2 separate regions of the Mus musculus genome follow, and region 2 is linked to region 1. A link is a loop called in an ENCODE intact Hi-C map of the cell type or tissue named here. Cell type or tissue: heart. All regions are shown on one strand.

Region 1 (8,000 bases):
CCCTAGAACGGGGCGTGCACTCAACTCCGCTGCCCATCTTCTCCGCTCAAAAAGTTGTGTGGAGTGGCCCGGCTCCCCAATCCGTCAAGTTTTCGCAGAAAGGGCTTCCGGGTCCTTCCCGGACTGCACCGCACCGCGCGCACCCCGCAGCCCACTTACTCTCCTGGGCCATGCTTATGACCGTCTCGGTGGTAGCGTGGTACTCGTCCTCTTCCAAGAAGTCCTCAGGCTGCAGCGCGTCGCCTTGGAAGTCGTGCAGATCCAGGATCTGCTGCAGCGGCGGCGCCTTGGGCAGCAGCTGCTTCACTACCTCCCGGCTGATGTTGGGCGCCTCCTTGAGCCGCAGTTTGCTCAGGATCTGCGACTTGATGCTCTCTAGGCGCAGCTCGCGGCTGTGCTGCCGCCACACGCACACGGGGCAGCCGTCCGGCTCCGGCGGAGCGGACGGGGCCGGCCGGCTCGAGCGCTCCCCCCCGACCCCGGCCGCCGCCGCCGCTGCCGCCGCCGCCGCCGCGGGGCCCTCGGCCGCCTCCCCCCGGGGCCGCAGCTCCAGGGCGAGGAGCAGGAAGCCCAGCAGCAGCGGGGCCGCGAGCACCATGCTGCAGGGGAGGGGAGGACTGGGGGGCGGGGACGCCGGAGTCCCGCGGGGAGGGGGCGGAGGGAAGAGGGAGGAGGAGGGGGTCCGGGCGGCGCGGGATTGGGGGCTGCCCGGCCGAGGGGGGGCCGGGGGCCGGGGGCGGCGGGCGCACGGGCGGGGCGGGCGGGCGGCCGGGGCGGGCAGCTGGGGGGGCCCAAGCCCGGGCCGGGCCCTTTATAGCCCCGGCCCCCGTGTCGTCAGCGGCCGCGATTGGCTGCGGAGCCAACAAAAGAGGTAGCGCTGTCATCCGAGGCGAGAGAGGGAGCCGGAGAGAACCGAGGAAAAGAGAGAGAGAGAGAGAGAGAGAGAGAGAGAGAGAGAGAGAGAGAACACGAGCGAGCACGGGTCCAGAGAAAGATGAAGAGACCGAAAGATGAGGGGGAGGGGGGGAGAGGCCGTGAGGGACCGAGTCAGAGAGATCGGGGACAGACGGAGCGGTGGGTAGGGGTTGGGGGTGGGGGAAGAGGCAGATCCAAAGATACCCAGATAGGAAGGGAAGAGGGAGAGACAAAAGAGAGAAAAGAAGTCACAGAAGGGAGAGACTTAGCTAGAGAGCAAGAGCGAAGACTGAAGACGACCAGAAAAACTAGTGGGACAGTTAAGAGTGGAGAGAGTCAAAGACAAAGGTAGAGCGCAAAGAGGGGTGGCTAACCGAATTCTACGGAGTCGAACAGGAGAGAGCAGGAGAGGTGGGCAAGAGAACGGATGGGTCAGAGGGAGCTGATGGTACCCTGCGCAAGAGGGAGAGGCAGAGACAGGGGATACCTTGGAGGTAGCAACCCCTGAGGAGGCAGGTGCAGAGAAAAGACCAGGGGAGGAAGTAACACACACAAGTCAGCCTTGGTTGGAGCGCAAAGAGACACCCAAGGGGAAGAGGTGGAGATGTGAAGAATAGCCTCAGCTACCAGAGGTAGCCCAGGATGTTTAAAGAACCCATAAAATGGAACATCAGGCTGATTTATCACAGGGATGAAGGCGGTCAGGAGAGGAAGAGGCCAGGGACAAGCTGAGAAGTTGACAAGTACTGAGCCCGGAAGAAAACTATCTAGGAGGCCTGTGATCTTGAGATTGAGGTTTAATAGAACAAAGAGAGTGATCGTGATCGGGCTGGAAAGGGTGGGAGCCATGAGGGGAAGAGCCAGATGAGGGATGAGGTAGGGCTTGAAAGTGGTGCTTGGCGAGGAATCTGGACCCTCTCTCTGGGTTCCTAGCTACGTCTTTGTGTTTGTAAGGTCTTACATGTCTGAGAAAGCTTGAAGTTTTAGGCGTAAGGGTAAGAGCAGGGTCTATACTCAGATGTCTAATGTGGAGATAGCAAACCCCAAGGGGAGCCACTCTGGAATGGGACCAGCCATGGTCTTCAGGTGTGGTCCTAAGCGCAGCCAGACAGCTCAGTACACGAGGAAGACAGTGTACAGGTGTGCTCAGCCACTACTGCTGGTTCCCTCTTCCCAGGTCTCTGTTTCTCTTTTTCCCCCTCTTCCCCTCCCCTAAACCCTTTCTTCTCCTTTTCCTCTATCCTCTGAGACAGAGTCTCAGATGCATCCCAGGCTGGCCTCAAACTCAGTTATCCTCCTGCCTCAGCCTCCAGAGAGCTCTCTGTATAAGCATGCCTTGACCCATGTCTCTGAAGATCCCTTGGCAAACTGAAAATGTTAGGGGGTTGAGATTTGCTCTTCCAGTGTCTCGCGCAGTGTTCACTGAACAAAATGTATAAATGTCAGTAGGAAGGCCCTGTCTCAAAAAAATATATAGATAAATGTAAAATGTATAGACCTCACTATTGGGATTCTTGGACCAAGTAGAAGGTTTTTGGTTTCCTCTCTGGAATTAAACCCTAATTAAAATATATATATATATATGTTAAAGTTAGTTAGGCATAAACAAAAGAACAGAATTGGGTTTGGGAGCTGGAGTGGAATGAGGGTAACTATTGGGGTTCAGCTGTGAGGGAGAAGCAGGGTAGGTGAGAAGCTCTGAATACATGACCTATTCCTATTTAGAACAGGGACTTAGGGATGGAGAGATGGCTCAGCAGTTAAGAGCACTGACTGCTCTTCCAGAGGTCCTGAGTTCAAATCCCAGCAACTACATGGTGACTTACAACCATCTGTAAAGAGATCTGATGCCCTCTTCTGGTGTGTCTGAAGACAGCTACAGTGTACTTATATATAATAAACATAATAAATATTAAAAAAGAAAAAAGAAGAAGAACAGGGACTGAATGGAACACAATCCAGAAACTTCTCATTACTCCCTTGCTTTGGACCAAAACATGGGAGTGTCGATAACTTACCAAGTTTTTCTCTCCCTCTCTCTGTGTTCTCTTCCCTGTACCTTGAATTGGGTGTGGGGTGAGGTAGAACCAAGGGGCTGTGCATACAAAGCAAGAACTCTTCCACTGAGCAATCATCAAGTTTCTTTATCTATAAATGGAGACCATAATTTCTACCTTCAACTAGTTGTGAGGATTACCTCGGAGCCGGCCAAGAGTGTCAGGGAGTCAGGGCTTCTTCTTCAGGATCCTCTTTTGTCCCTTTCTGATCCCTCAGAGCCCTGATTGTTCTTACCGCATACTCTGCTGCGTTCCCATTTTTCAAACCTATTACTTTGATGTTATTTTCTTCAGGAAACAAACCAAACAAAAACAAACAAAAAATTGCAAACCAGCCAAGTGTAGTGGAGCATGCTTTTAATCCAGGAGGCAGAGGCTAGCCTGGTCTACACAAAGAGTTCCAGGCTAGCCAGGGTGATCTAGTGGGACCCTGTCTCTGAAAACACAAACACTTTGAGAGCAGAAATGGTGCTGCCCCTTTCTGCTTCTTTAGAGAATGGACAACTTACATTCACTTCCTCCTCAAACTTGTATCGAGTGGAAGGTCAAAGACGAGAGAAGCAAACAGTAGGTGCATAATACCTGCTAACGCTCCAGTCCAGGGGACCCGAGGCTCCTCAAACATCACAGACCAAGTACAGAAGCTCTCTCTGCTCAGATGTGCCCTATCCTGCAGGCTTCACTTGATGAATGGCAGTATGTACACAGACTACGTACCTGGATGTAGCACTCCAATCTTGTTTTATCATCCAAGTGTTCTCCTTGGACCCACTTCTCAGCTGGAGCTGGAGTTCAGGAGCTGAGTGTGATGCCCAAGCTTAATTCCTAGCATCCAACTTCCAGTCTCCAAATCTCTTGGCCAAATTTGTACTTTTACTAGGTCTCGGTGTAGAGGAAATTTTTAGATAAATCATTCAGGAATCCCCTTTCTTACTGTAGCTTCTCTAATAGATCTAGGATGCCTGTATGCCAAGTCCCAGCAACCTTCCTTTCTGGCTGTATGAACTTGAACAAGGTGTGTGTGTGTGTGTGTGTGTGTGTGTGTGTGTGTGTGCATGCCAGGCGGGAGTGGGGGTTAGGAGAATGCACAAAAGGATCAGATAATTTTATGGAGTAAGTTTTCTCTTTCTACCATGTGCTGGGTCTCCAGGATCAAACACTCAGGTCATCAGGTGTGATGGCAAGTACCTTTATCTGCTGAGCCGCCTTGCCAGCCCAGCTTATTAAAGCCCCTTACACCTTAGAATCCACAGCTATTTTTGAAGCATGAGGTCTGACAAAGCACTCTAATAGTATCAGTCAGCCTTCGTCACCTCTTACTGTGCTTGCAACCTCACACTGGGACACCCAACAGCAGAACCCTTTTCACGAATGTATTTCTTAGCAGCCTTAACTAAAGGTTGAATGACCCTCAGTGAGTGAACCTAGGTGGTGGTGGCGGTGAAGAAAATTGTGTAATTTTGTCCACAAGGGGTTGTTATAGGCCAAATACCAGGAAAGCACTCAACAATTTGCTCGACAGATTTCCACTCCCTGGCTTTATCGCTAGGACTAGTAATTCATTAAGTGGACAAGACTGCCCTCTGGTGGAATAACATGAAACGTCAGACCAGTGGTTTTGATACTTGCCCTTCAGACTTTTCAAGTCAGGAGTACCTTTCCCCAACCTCGAACCCGAGTACCGTAGGCAAACGCTGTACTGGTGAACAACATCTTCAGGCGAAGTTTTGAAAAAGAGTAAGCTTTGTCTCTTCCTCAACCCCTCCTAGAGTCACTTCTTTCCTTGACTTCTCTCAGGTTTGGTCCCTTATGATTCCTCTAAGACGCATAAAGTAATTCCTAGCTTTCCGTCTGCCCCAGACCTAGTCGTGAGAAGGGGGCGCTAGTTGCTTTATAGGACAGGAGTTGGAAGAAAGCAGAACATTAAGACTTTTGCTTGCTGGGGTGATAGCGCAAGTCTGTAAGCCGAAGTGTCAAGAGAGAGTGTGAGGCAGATCATTGCTATAAGTCAAGGTCAGCCCGGGCTACCTAGAGAGACCCTGTCACCCGCCAACCAAACAGCCCACGCACCCACCCTTTGCTTATACCGGTATGTGCCAACCCTGGCTTGGATCCCAGCTCACTGCCCTGGTCTCCCTGGTAACTGCCTTCCAGCTAGGGGTGCCCCTCTCCTAGGTTACCAGAGCGACCTCCATACCCGCCTCCTTCCAGGTCCTGACTGGTTCATAGCAAATGTGGGTAAGGGTCTTGAGGCTGGTATTTAGGTTTGAAGGTTGTGAGCTACGGGTGAAAAGGAAGCAAGTATCTAGGGGAGGGAGCCGGTAGAGGGATGGAAGTGCGTTCTCCGGTATGCGGTCTGTTAACAGCCTTAGAAGCAAGAACTGCTCCTGAGGAGTCTGTTGCCAGTGTTCGAGGCCAAGGCTCAAGGGTGCTGTTACGGGGGTGGAGAGTGGGATGGAGTGGGGGTGGGGTATGAGGAATACACTGCTTCCCTGATCTGCGGCACCCCTTCCTGCCCTGTACATTAGAGCTGGGCTTTTGGAGAAAGCTACTTTTCTTGCCTCCTTTGAGAGAATTTCCCCATTCTTCCCACACAAGTGCCCCCCCAGACCTGACCCCGTTTAGCTTCTAAGATTAGGCGAGGTCAGGTTGCAGTGGTACACAGTATTCCCTAATCCTATCTCCATTTTCCCCCCAAAAGCCTTATCTCTGGGGCTAATGGCTTTATTCTTCCATACTTGGGGGCTTCCTTGGGGTGGGTGAGGAGGGTGAAATGGTTGAATTGTAGGAGCAGGGGGTGGGGGGAGAGGACCTCCCTGGAGGCTTACCTCCCTACTCTCTTCCCTTCTAGTATGTGCCTCTCTAGGGGTGTGGAGCAGCTTTTCCTGGCTGGGGTGGTGTGTTGGAGAAGTGGACTCTTCCAAGTCTTCTGCCCACAAACCCTGCAGTCCCCAAGAGGACCTTACTGTGTAATTATTGCCCCTTCCTGTATCATGTTCTCCAAACCCTATACTTATCTTGCCCGGGTCCCTTGGCAGCCCCTCTAACTTCTTTAGCTTCTTCTCTATGAGAAGCTGGGGGCTGGGAGGAAGGATCCAAAGAGTTTGTGTTTGGGGCTGTAGTGGTGATCAAGAAGGTCTAGAACAATCTGAAGTCTGTAAGAATCATTAAGGCTCATTCATGGCTTTCTTTGCCTCCAGCTGCCCCCTCCCAAGAACCTTCTCTGAATTTCCAGTCAATTTTCCCTAGCCTTCTTAAGGAATGTCAGCCCACCAGTTCTATCTACCCTTTCCTTTTTAGCCTGGGGGTTTCCAGGTATCCCCACCTTTTCTGTGTCTTTTTTACATACTGCTTTCTTCCCAGAGTCTTGAAATCCTAACTTGAGAGCCTTCCAGCAGGAGACATCATATTCCTGGAAAGGGGGTGGGGGTGGGGGTAGTGGGGAACGTGTGTGTGTGTGTGTGTGTGTGTGTGTGTGAGAGAGAGAGAGAGAGAGAGAGAGAGAGAGAGAGAGAGAGAGAGCTCAATGTTTATTCTTCCAGAGATGTCAAAATGCTGACAGATGGGCTGATCTGGGCACTGGGAAAGCAGGGGCTGAGCTGTTAGATGAGGGAAGCTGGTGAGAGGGAAACTGGAGGCAGAATTCCAAGAAAACCCAATCTCAGTGAGAAGTCAGGAGAGAGTACTTGGCTGTAAAGATCAAAGTAGTGGCTCAGAAGAGTGTGTGTGTGTGTGTGTGTGTGTGTGTGTGTGTAAGGTACAAAAAGAACCAGGACCAGGGAGTCTGCCTTGGCATTACCAACATTCCCTGCTGATTCCCACTCTGATACTTCTCCTCTTTGTTGGCTTTCTCACTGAAACTCCACACCTATGCAAGGAACCTGACCGGTTTGAGTGCAGCATTTAGTATGCCTCCTACAAAACCCTCGTTCTTTGACAGCCACCTTAGAGTTGTTTGCTTTTGAAATAGGATCTCACTATGTGGCCCTTGCTGGCCTAGAACTTGCTAGGTGGATAAGGCTTGAACTCACAGACATCTCTTTATAATGATCTCCTGAGTACAGCGATTAAAGGTATGTGCCGTCATGCTCAGCGCATCTTAGGTACTTTGACATTCTCTTGTGCCCACCGCCCTGTGCTAAGCAGCACCCAGGATCCAGGCCTCCTCCTCACTATAGGCATCACACCATACTGTAGTTTTGTCTGTGTCTGCAAAAGTCTTTACTTTTTTAAAAAGAGATTTGTTTGTTTTCATTTTGTGTTTCTTTTTTTTTTTTTTTAAACATTATGTGAGGATTCCATTTTTTTAAGATTTATTTATTTATTTATTATATATAAGTACATTGTAGCTGTCTTCAGACGCACCAGAAGAGGGCATCAGATCTCATTACGGGTGGTTGTGAGCCACCATGTGGTTGCTGGGATTTGAACTTCGGACCTTCGGAAGAGCAGTCGGTGCTCTTACCCACTGAGCCATCTCACCAGCCCCCATTTTGTGTTTCTAAGTATCTTTCCTGAATGTATGTGAGTGCACTGCACGTGTGTCCAGAGAGGCAACCAGGTCCCTTAGAATTAGAGCTCCAGTTGTAAGCCACCATGTGGATGCTGGGAACAGAACCATGGTCCTCTAGAAGAACAAGCTATTCTCTTGATAGCTGAACTATCTCTCCTGCCCTGCCCGTAAACATCTTAAAGGCAGGACCATATGGCCTAGGACTAGACTCACCCATGGGATGAGTTCTTTCTCTGCCCTGGCCTAGTGTCCTTGGCTTTCAGTCCCAGGGACTAGACATAAAAAAGTAACCAGCAAACACATAGCTTTGCTTTTGTCTCATTGATTAAATGCTCATCTGTGCTCTGTCTCAGCAGAAAGATGAAGGCGCCCATGGAATGCAGAAAGGGTGTCAGATCCCCTGTAGATGGAGTGACAGTTGTGAGCCACCTGGTGTGAGACTGCACATGGGTCCTCTGGGAGAGCAGTCAATTCTATCCACCAATGAGCCACCTTCTCAGCCCATCAGAGCAAAG
Region 2 (8,000 bases), 160 kb before region 1:
GAAACCCTGTCTCCAAAAGACAATCAGAAAAAGCAGGTGGACAGCTGCTTGATGTACGAATGACCCTTGCTACCTACGTCCTTCAACTCAAACACAGCTCTCACCCCCACACTGTTCCTCACTCCTCCACCACACTTCTTTATCCTGAGCCCTAGAGTTGTTAGGGAAGGGGACTGTCACCCTCAACAGCCCTTGGTTTAGAATACCATCCTTTTTTCTTCCAAAGCTCCTTCTTTGGCCACTCTAGCTTGGACCCAGTTTTGTGTATCTCTCTTTTTCCCAACAATCTCTTTATATCAGAACCCTAGGTTTTTAATCCCCCCCCAAACAGTATTTATTTATTCATTTGCTTATTTACTTGCTAAAGTGAATGGATGTTTTTGCCTGCCTGTATGACTGTGTACCAAGTGTCTGCAGTACCCACAGAGGGTGGCGTCAGATTATCTAGGACCAGAGTTGCAGAAGGTTGGAGCCGTCATGTGGGTGTTGGGAAAAGTGTCCAGGTCCTCTGGAAGAACAGTCAGTACTCTTAACTTCTGAGCCATCTCTCCAGCCCTGTGTCTTTCTCTTAAAGCTCCCCAGTCTCCCGCAAACCTCGTTTTTCCCACTTACCTCTTCCCCATCTTAGGCACCGAGCCAGATCATTTCCAGTGCCCAGGGGCAGCACAGCAACGGGAGGCACAGTGGCAAAGTTGGCTTTGTCTGAGGAGGAGGCAAGTGAAGAGATGGATGGAGGAGGCTGGCCCTTGAACACTATTGCCCCATTTCCTGCCCAGAGGGAGGCTCCCCCCTGCACTGACCAATGGTCTCTAGAACCCAGCCTACTGTGCCATCTCCACCACACACCAATATCCGGAACTGAGGAACATCTTTAAAGAATCTGAGCCTGAGATAAAAGGGAAGAGAGAAAAACGAAGAAGGATAACTGAGATCTATCCACAAGTCCTAGACAGATAAGTCACTTTTTGTCTCTTGTTCCTATGACTCCGTTCCCCCTCATCAAAGGACTTCAGTTTAGGACTGGGAGGCTAGCTCAGCTGATAAAGCACTGGCTTTGCAAACTCTAGGGCCTGAATTTGATCCCCAGAACCCACATAGAAAGATCAGGCATGTTGTTATTACAGTACTGTGGGGAGATAAGATGGGGGATCACAGGGATAACTGGTCAACCAGCCCAGCCTAGTTAATGAGCTGAGCCACTGAGAGAGCCTGTCTCAAGGAAGTATGGCATTCCTGAAGGTGACACCTTAAACTGTTCCTTGGCCCTGATTCACTCAAACATCCCCAACACCCCAACACACACACACACACACACACACACACACACACACACACACACACATTCTCTCTCTCTCTCTCTGGCACACACATATTTTTATTTTTCTTGTTTTTGTTTTTGTTTTGTTTTGTTTTGTTTTTGAGACAGGGTTTCTCTCTGTAGGTAGGCCTGGCTGTTCTGGAACTCACTCTGTAGACCAGGCTGGCCTTGAACTCAGAAATCCACATACCTCTGCCACCCAAGTGCTGGGATTAAAGGTGTGAGCCACCACTGCCTGGCCAACATTTTTCAAGTGGGTAAAAGAGCTTGCCGAGCAAGCTTAGGAATCTGATTCAATCCTCACAGACTCTCAAAAGTTGTCCTAGGACCTCTGTGCATGCACTGTGGCACATGGGCACATGCACACACACACACACACACACCCCACAGACAACAATAATAACAATAACAACAATAATAAAATGTCAAGGGGTGGGCAGATGGTTCAGTTGGTAAATGCCCTTCCAGCAAACATGAAAACTAGGGTGACAGCAGATTCCTGTGCACCACTGGGATTTGAGTTTCTATTCCTTAGTGTTTGGAGAAACCCAAAACTACTTCCTCTCCATCTTTTGAAACTGGGACCGAGAGAGTCAGAAAACCAAACATAATGAATATCCTAGTGACTAGGGAGAAAAAGCATTTAGAAATCTGAGCTCTTGGGTCTCCTATCCTAACAGACAGTCTCTCTCTCTCTCTCTCTCCCTCTCTCCCTCTCCCCCTCCCTCCCCTGGCCCCCTTGAGCATACAACCCCCACACACACACACACATGCCCGCACGCACACACCTCAAACCCTTTGATACAACCCCTGACCTATACGCACCCTGGCTCCGGACCATCCTTCAGGTCGAACACCTGCCGCGGGTTCAGAATGTACTGAAATTTCCAAAGCACACTGCGTGAGAGGAAAAGAAAGGCTGTAGCACGGATGACCAGACTCACGCTCTGTACTCCATTTCTATCTACTCTTCTCTAATGCCCTCCCCCAAAAAATCCCCTCCACACACACATCCCCTTCCTCCCCACTCACTCTGATCCTCTCTCTCCATCTAGGAAGAACCAGCATAGGCCTCCTCACCTCTGCCCTGCCCCTCCTCACCTCTGCCCCTGCTTGCCTCCGCTCTTAAGATTGATGAAGACTAGAAGGGGGTGGGTGTTAGAAACGGGTTCAATCTGCAGTGTGTGTGGGGGGGGGAGAAAATAAGGATAAATAAAGCAGGATTTTATCAAGGATGAAGGCAAGCTCTGCAGAAGGACTGGCATTTCCCAGGATGCTTTTCCCCTCCCCTCTCCTCCTCTACCAAGCTGGAGTTTTTGGAGATGAGGTATCCCCTACTTTCCACTTCAGTCCCTCCCCATAAGACTCAAATCAAAAGCTGGCATGACCTTTAAGCCCGTGACCCTCAGTCCAGTACCCGAAAAGCCTCAGGGGTGCACAGGCTTGTATCATCTGTGGTCTTGTGTTTGCACTCTTGTCCAGATACCTGGAGACAATGAAAGAGAAAGATGAGTTATCCAGGGATCCAATGGGGGGGTCTCACTTGGATCCTCTGTTCTAAACGCCGCTCTGGCTGGGTATAGTGGCTCACACCTATCCTATAATCCCAACACTTGGGAGGCAGAGGCAAGCAGATCTGAGTTCAAGGCTAGCTTGGTCTGCACAGCAAGTTCCAGGCCAGCCAGGGCTACGTCGTAGTGAGAAACAGTAACAAAACTCTATACCAAACCACAGGTATTCCATGTGTAGTGGTATGTTCATAAGAAAACAGGGACACTTTCCTGTTCAGGGAAAGCTCCTGTTCCCTGCCAGCTGCTGTTGAGAGACTTACCAGGACGCTGGGGTAGATGGAACACGGAGGCAGGATATGATCACGGAGCAACCCACAGTCACACTCAGGACCTACAGCCTGCAGACAGTCATCATGGATCTAGGAGCACAAAAGGGAAACAGAAATCATGCAGGGGACTTTATTAGTTCTCAGCTTGAGAGTATGGACAGGAAAGAAAGCCCTTGGGAACAAGAATAACTATGGCAGTAAGAGAGTAGAGAGGGCAGCAGGTAAGAGCACCCGACTGCTCTTCCAAAGGTCCGAAGTTCAAATCCCAGCAACCACATGGTGGCTCACAACCATCCGTAATGAGATCTGACTCCCTCTTCTGGAGTGTCTGAAGACAGCTACAGTGTACTTACATATAATAAAATAATAAATCTTAAAAAAAAATAAATTAAAAAAAAAAAAAAAGAAGAAAGAGAGTAGAGAGGGTCTCTCGAGGGACAGTTCCTGAACTGACCTCCAGGTGGCACCACACACAGTGCAGTCCTGTTAGGCTGTGGTAGGTCCGGATCTTTTTCTGGCAGCGGTCACAACGCCCGGAATGACAGCCTCCTCGAACCCATAAGTGTGACTGGACCTTGGGGGAGAGAGGCAAGCCCTTCCTTGTCTGGGAGCACCTCGTGTGAAAGGCAACGAGGGGCAGAAGAGGGCTAGGGACCAGGGCTAGGATAGGGTTAGCAGTGTAGGAATGAGCGGGCATGGGGGTCACTCACACCAATGTCTTTCCGAGACTTGGCATAGGTGCTGACTTCACAAGGCTGGGCCTTCATGGCACAGTGGTCATGAACAATGTACTTACAGACTGGGGAGAGGGAAGAAGGTCAGAGCCTTAGCGGTGGCCTATTCCCCCTCTTCTCCTTTCTTGGGAGTGAGGAAGGGTCACTCACTGGAACAAGACATGCAACCTTGGCTGCCAGGTTATGGTAGAGAAGTTTGCAAGGGCAAACTTCACCTCAGTCTCCTAACAATGCAGATGCTACCTCCTGTCTGTCTCTACATTGTCCCTGTGCTAAGTTTGGAACTGAGCTGGAAGCTCTTTGAGAGTTTGAGGCAAGCCTGGTCTACATATCCAGTCCAGGCTGGCCAAAGCTACACAAACCTGTCTCAGTAAAATAATCGACTCTTTGGTGTACTGCAAAATAATAATGCCTCCGCATGCATTTATGCGTGTGGGTATGTGTGTGACACAATGTATGCAGAGAGATCAGAGGACAGCTCTCTGGTCAGTTCTCTCCCTTTATTTCAGGTTCTAGGGAATCAAACTCAGAAAGTCATGTTTGGGAGCACCTGCCTTTACTCACCGACACTCATCTCACATCACTGCTTGTTTGTTTTGAGACAGAGTCTTATGTAGTCCAGGCTGTACCTTTAAGGCTGGACTTAAATTAAACTTCCTCTGTAACTGAGGCTGGCCCTAAACTCCAGATCTTCCTGTCTATAGCTGAGGAATGCTATTACTGCAGGCATGTGCTAGCAATAACAGTATCCACATATTTACTGTTCACAGTTATCTCCCTTTTCAGTCAAGGAAACTAAAGGTTAAAGAAAAACATGAAACTGGGTATGATGACTCACTCCTTTAATGCAACATTCAAGAGGCTGAGGCAAGTTGGGTGTGGTGGTGCACACCTTCAGTCCCAGCACTTGGGAGGCAGAGGCAGGGGGGAATTTCTATGAGTTTGAGGCCAGCCTGGTCTACATAGCAAGTGCCATGACTTGAGAGAGACCCTGTCTCAAAAACAAAAAGAAGGAGGAGGAGAAGGAGGAAGAGGAAGAAGAGGAGGAGGTGAAGGAAGCAGTAGCAACAGTAGCTGCCATTGCCACTACTGAGGCAAAAAGATTGTTGGGAGTTTTGCGATCAGTTTGGGCCATATAGTTCCAGGCCAGCCTGAGCTATAGTGTGAGATACTGTCTTTTTATTTACTAGGTTTTCTAAAAAGATATATTTATGCATTTTATGTATATGAGTACACTGTAGCTGTCTTCAGACATACCAGAAGAGGGCATCAGATCCCATTACAGATGGTTGTGAGCCACCATGTGGTTGCTGGGAATTGGACTCAGGACCTCTGGAAGAGGAGTCAGTGCTCTTAACCGCTGAGCCATATCTCTAGCCCTACAAGTTTGTTGTTGTTGGGTTTTTTTTTTAAATAACAAAGATTATTTTTAAAAAAAGACATATATAGGCTTGGGCTTTAGCACAACATACAAATAATAATAATTAATAACAGAAAGTTATATTGCTTCCCCAGGATCATAGAGAGTGAGTAGCAGAGCCCCAAAATCCAAATCCTTGTTTCATCTGAGTTCATAACATCGCGTCCTCACTAACTCCTGAGCTTCCCCGCTCCCACATTCCCGGTGTGACTCACAGTTACAGCTCAGGCCCTGTTTGCCAAGGCTAATGCTCTGTTCGCACAGGTTGCAGTAGACCAGTCTGGTGAATCTCTTGGGTCTCCATATATGGTTGCCATCATCTTTCATAGTCTAGGAGGTCACAGAGGATGCCAGCTTCTTAGAAGGCTAATCCCTGGTTCTCTGGTGAGTATATTCCAAGACCGCACTCGCCCTGCCCTTGCCAGCCTTTCTCACTCACCACGTCCATCCCCAGCCTTTCTCACTCACCACGTCCATCCCCAGCCCTTCTCACTCACCACGTCCATCCCCAGGAGCACAAGCAGTGGCACTGTGGTAGCCCCAGCACGGACCCACTCGTCTAGAGACACAGAGCCACTGCCGTCCTGATCCATCTCTCTCATCATCTCCTGAAGGATCTGATCAGACAGGAAGAAAGGCCTTTGGCTGGGAGTGGTCCCCAGACCCTCTCCACCATCTCCTAGGACACCACACAGTCATGCTAGCAGAGGAACCAGGTACCCGTGGGAGATGGGATAAGGCAGATACAGGACCGTGGGGGGTAGGGATGGAATAAGGAAAAGGACAAGCTGCCTCACCGGTCTCAGCTCAGACACATCCCAGTCTAGATATTCGGCCACTCGCATCATCTGAAGGATGATTTTTTCCACTTCCTGAAGAAAAGAGGGTAAAAGCCACAGATAGCCACTTACTATGGCCACTATACAAACGTCCTCTAGAAATCAGGGCTCCTGGATTCCACTTCCAGAATCACCTCTTGTTCTCAGGTACCTCTGACAAGTAAGTATTTATAGGCTTCCCATCTCTTGGCTTCTCTATTTTAGAGTCCAAGTTCTTGGGAACTGCTTCCATAGTTAGTTCTAGGGGACTAAGTATCTCCTCAATACCACTGTCTTCTGCTTTTTTTTTTTTTATTTAATGCTGGGGAGAGGGTAGTTTTAGGGATGAACCCAAGGTTTTCTGTATGCTATGCACGCTCTGGGCCATTAAGCTACACCCCCAACCTTTTCTCTGTTTCTGGAAACCCTGGAAAAGTCTAGGTATGCGAACACAGGCAGATGGACAGACTCCCTTGCCCAGCACACAGGTCCCACAGCTCACCGTGCTATCCAGGATCCCATTTCTGTCCATGTCATATAGCTTGAAGGTGACTGTGAAGTGTTTGAGCAACTGGGTCAGTTTATGCGAGAGATCCAAAGAACTCATCCCCAAACCAGGCATGGTGGCCCTGTAATCCCAGCACTTGGAAGGCAGATCTCTATGAGTTCAAGGCCATGCTGCTCCACAGCATAGGGAGTTCCAGGCCAGCCAGGGAGTCATAGTGAGGCCCTGCCTCAAAAAGAATATTAAACACCACAAAAACAAACCCCCAAGAATTCAGAAAGCAAGAGAAAAAAAGAGATATGGAGGGGATCTTGAAGTTAGGAATAGGACTGACAGGCTGGAGAGATGGCTCAGCAGTTAAGAGCACTGACTGCTCTTCCAGAGGTCCTGAGTTCAATTCCCAGCAACCACATGGTGGCTCACAACCATCTGTAATGGAGTCTGGTGCCCTCTTCTGGTGTCTCTGAAGAGGGCAATGGAGGTATACTCATATGCATAAAATAAATAAATAAATCTTAAAAAAAAAAAAAAGAATAGAAATTGACAGAGCAGATCAGAAAGAAGGGAGGCACAGGGTATACAGTTGTAATCCCAGGACTCAGGAAGCTAAGGCAGGAGGATAGACAATTTGAGACCAGGATGGGTTACACATTGTGAGACCCTGTCACATACAAATGAAACAAAAAAGGGAAAACAGCCGTGCATGCCGGCCTTGGTAAATACAACGGAGGCAGCACACACTTCTATGTGCCATCAACATCCGAGGCCACCTCCGTGGGGATGTATAGACATGGGAACTGAAGTGACTGTGGCGGGTAGCATTAGCTGTAGGCAGCTCAGGAGAACAGAGGAAACAGGAAACAGGCCTATTTTCAGGTCTCACCTTGTTGCCTTTAGAAATCTCAAAGGAAGGAATTACAGAGACAAAGTTTGGAGCTGAGACAAAAGGATGGACCATCTAGAGACTGCCAGCCATATCCAGGGATCTATCCCATAATTAGCCTCCAAATGATGACACCATTGCATACACTAGCAAGCGTTTGCTGAAAGGACCCTGATATACCTGTCTCTTGTGAGACTATGCCGGGGCCTAGCAAACACAGAAGTGGATGCTCACAGTCAGCTGTTGGATGGATCACAGGGCTCCCAATGGAGGAGCTAGAGAAAGTATCCAAGGAGCTAAAGAGATCTGCAACCCTGTAGGTGCAACAACATTATGAACTAACCAGTACCCCGGAGCTCTTGACTCTAGCTGCATATGTATCAAAAGATGGCCTAGTAGGCCATCACTGGAAAGAGAGGCCCATTGGACATGCAAACTTTATATGCCCCAGTACAGGGGAACGCCAGGGCCAAAAAGTGGGA

What was found. Hi-C counts contacts between places; a loop is a spot of excess contacts. Peaks named below come from ENCODE experiments on the same cell type or tissue, not always from the same donor. Only the 100,000 strongest peaks of a DNase experiment are listed, where the experiment ranks them.
Region 2: it touches region 1 in a loop (6-fold over the local background); 21 of 42 quality-filtered maps call a loop at or near these places.

Annotation. Positions count from the first base shown.
Region 1 is chr10:128,891,088-128,899,087 of GRCm38, forward strand. It overlaps Gdf11 (growth differentiation factor 11), which reads right to left and starts at 631. Exons shown (of 3, transcript NM_010272.2): 1 at 160-631. The coding sequence starts at 598. It also overlaps a transcript of Cd63 not described here. In heart, a CTCF peak has its summit at 4,565 (motif pointing left); DNase peaks (open chromatin) are centred at 284, 854, 4,584, 5,044 and 1 weaker place; H3K4me3 peaks cover 3,312 bases; H3K27ac peaks cover 2,084 bases; H3K27me3 peaks cover 3,004 bases.
Region 2 is chr10:128,727,456-128,735,455 of GRCm38, forward strand. It overlaps Dgka (diacylglycerol kinase, alpha), which reads right to left. Exons shown (of 24, transcript NM_016811.3): 6 at 6,633-6,682; 7 at 6,110-6,184; 8 at 5,810-5,929; 9 at 5,528-5,642; 10 at 3,869-3,957; 11 at 3,613-3,732; 12 at 3,150-3,248; 13 at 2,736-2,804; 14 at 2,420-2,493; 15 at 2,144-2,215; 16 at 801-886; 17 at 613-702. Among named protein-coding and RNA genes, the nearest start is that of Dgka, 13 kb to the right of the region's middle. In heart, a CTCF peak has its summit at 7,107 (motif pointing left); a DNase peak (open chromatin) is centred at 3,696; H3K4me3 peaks cover 216 bases; H3K27ac peaks cover 329 bases.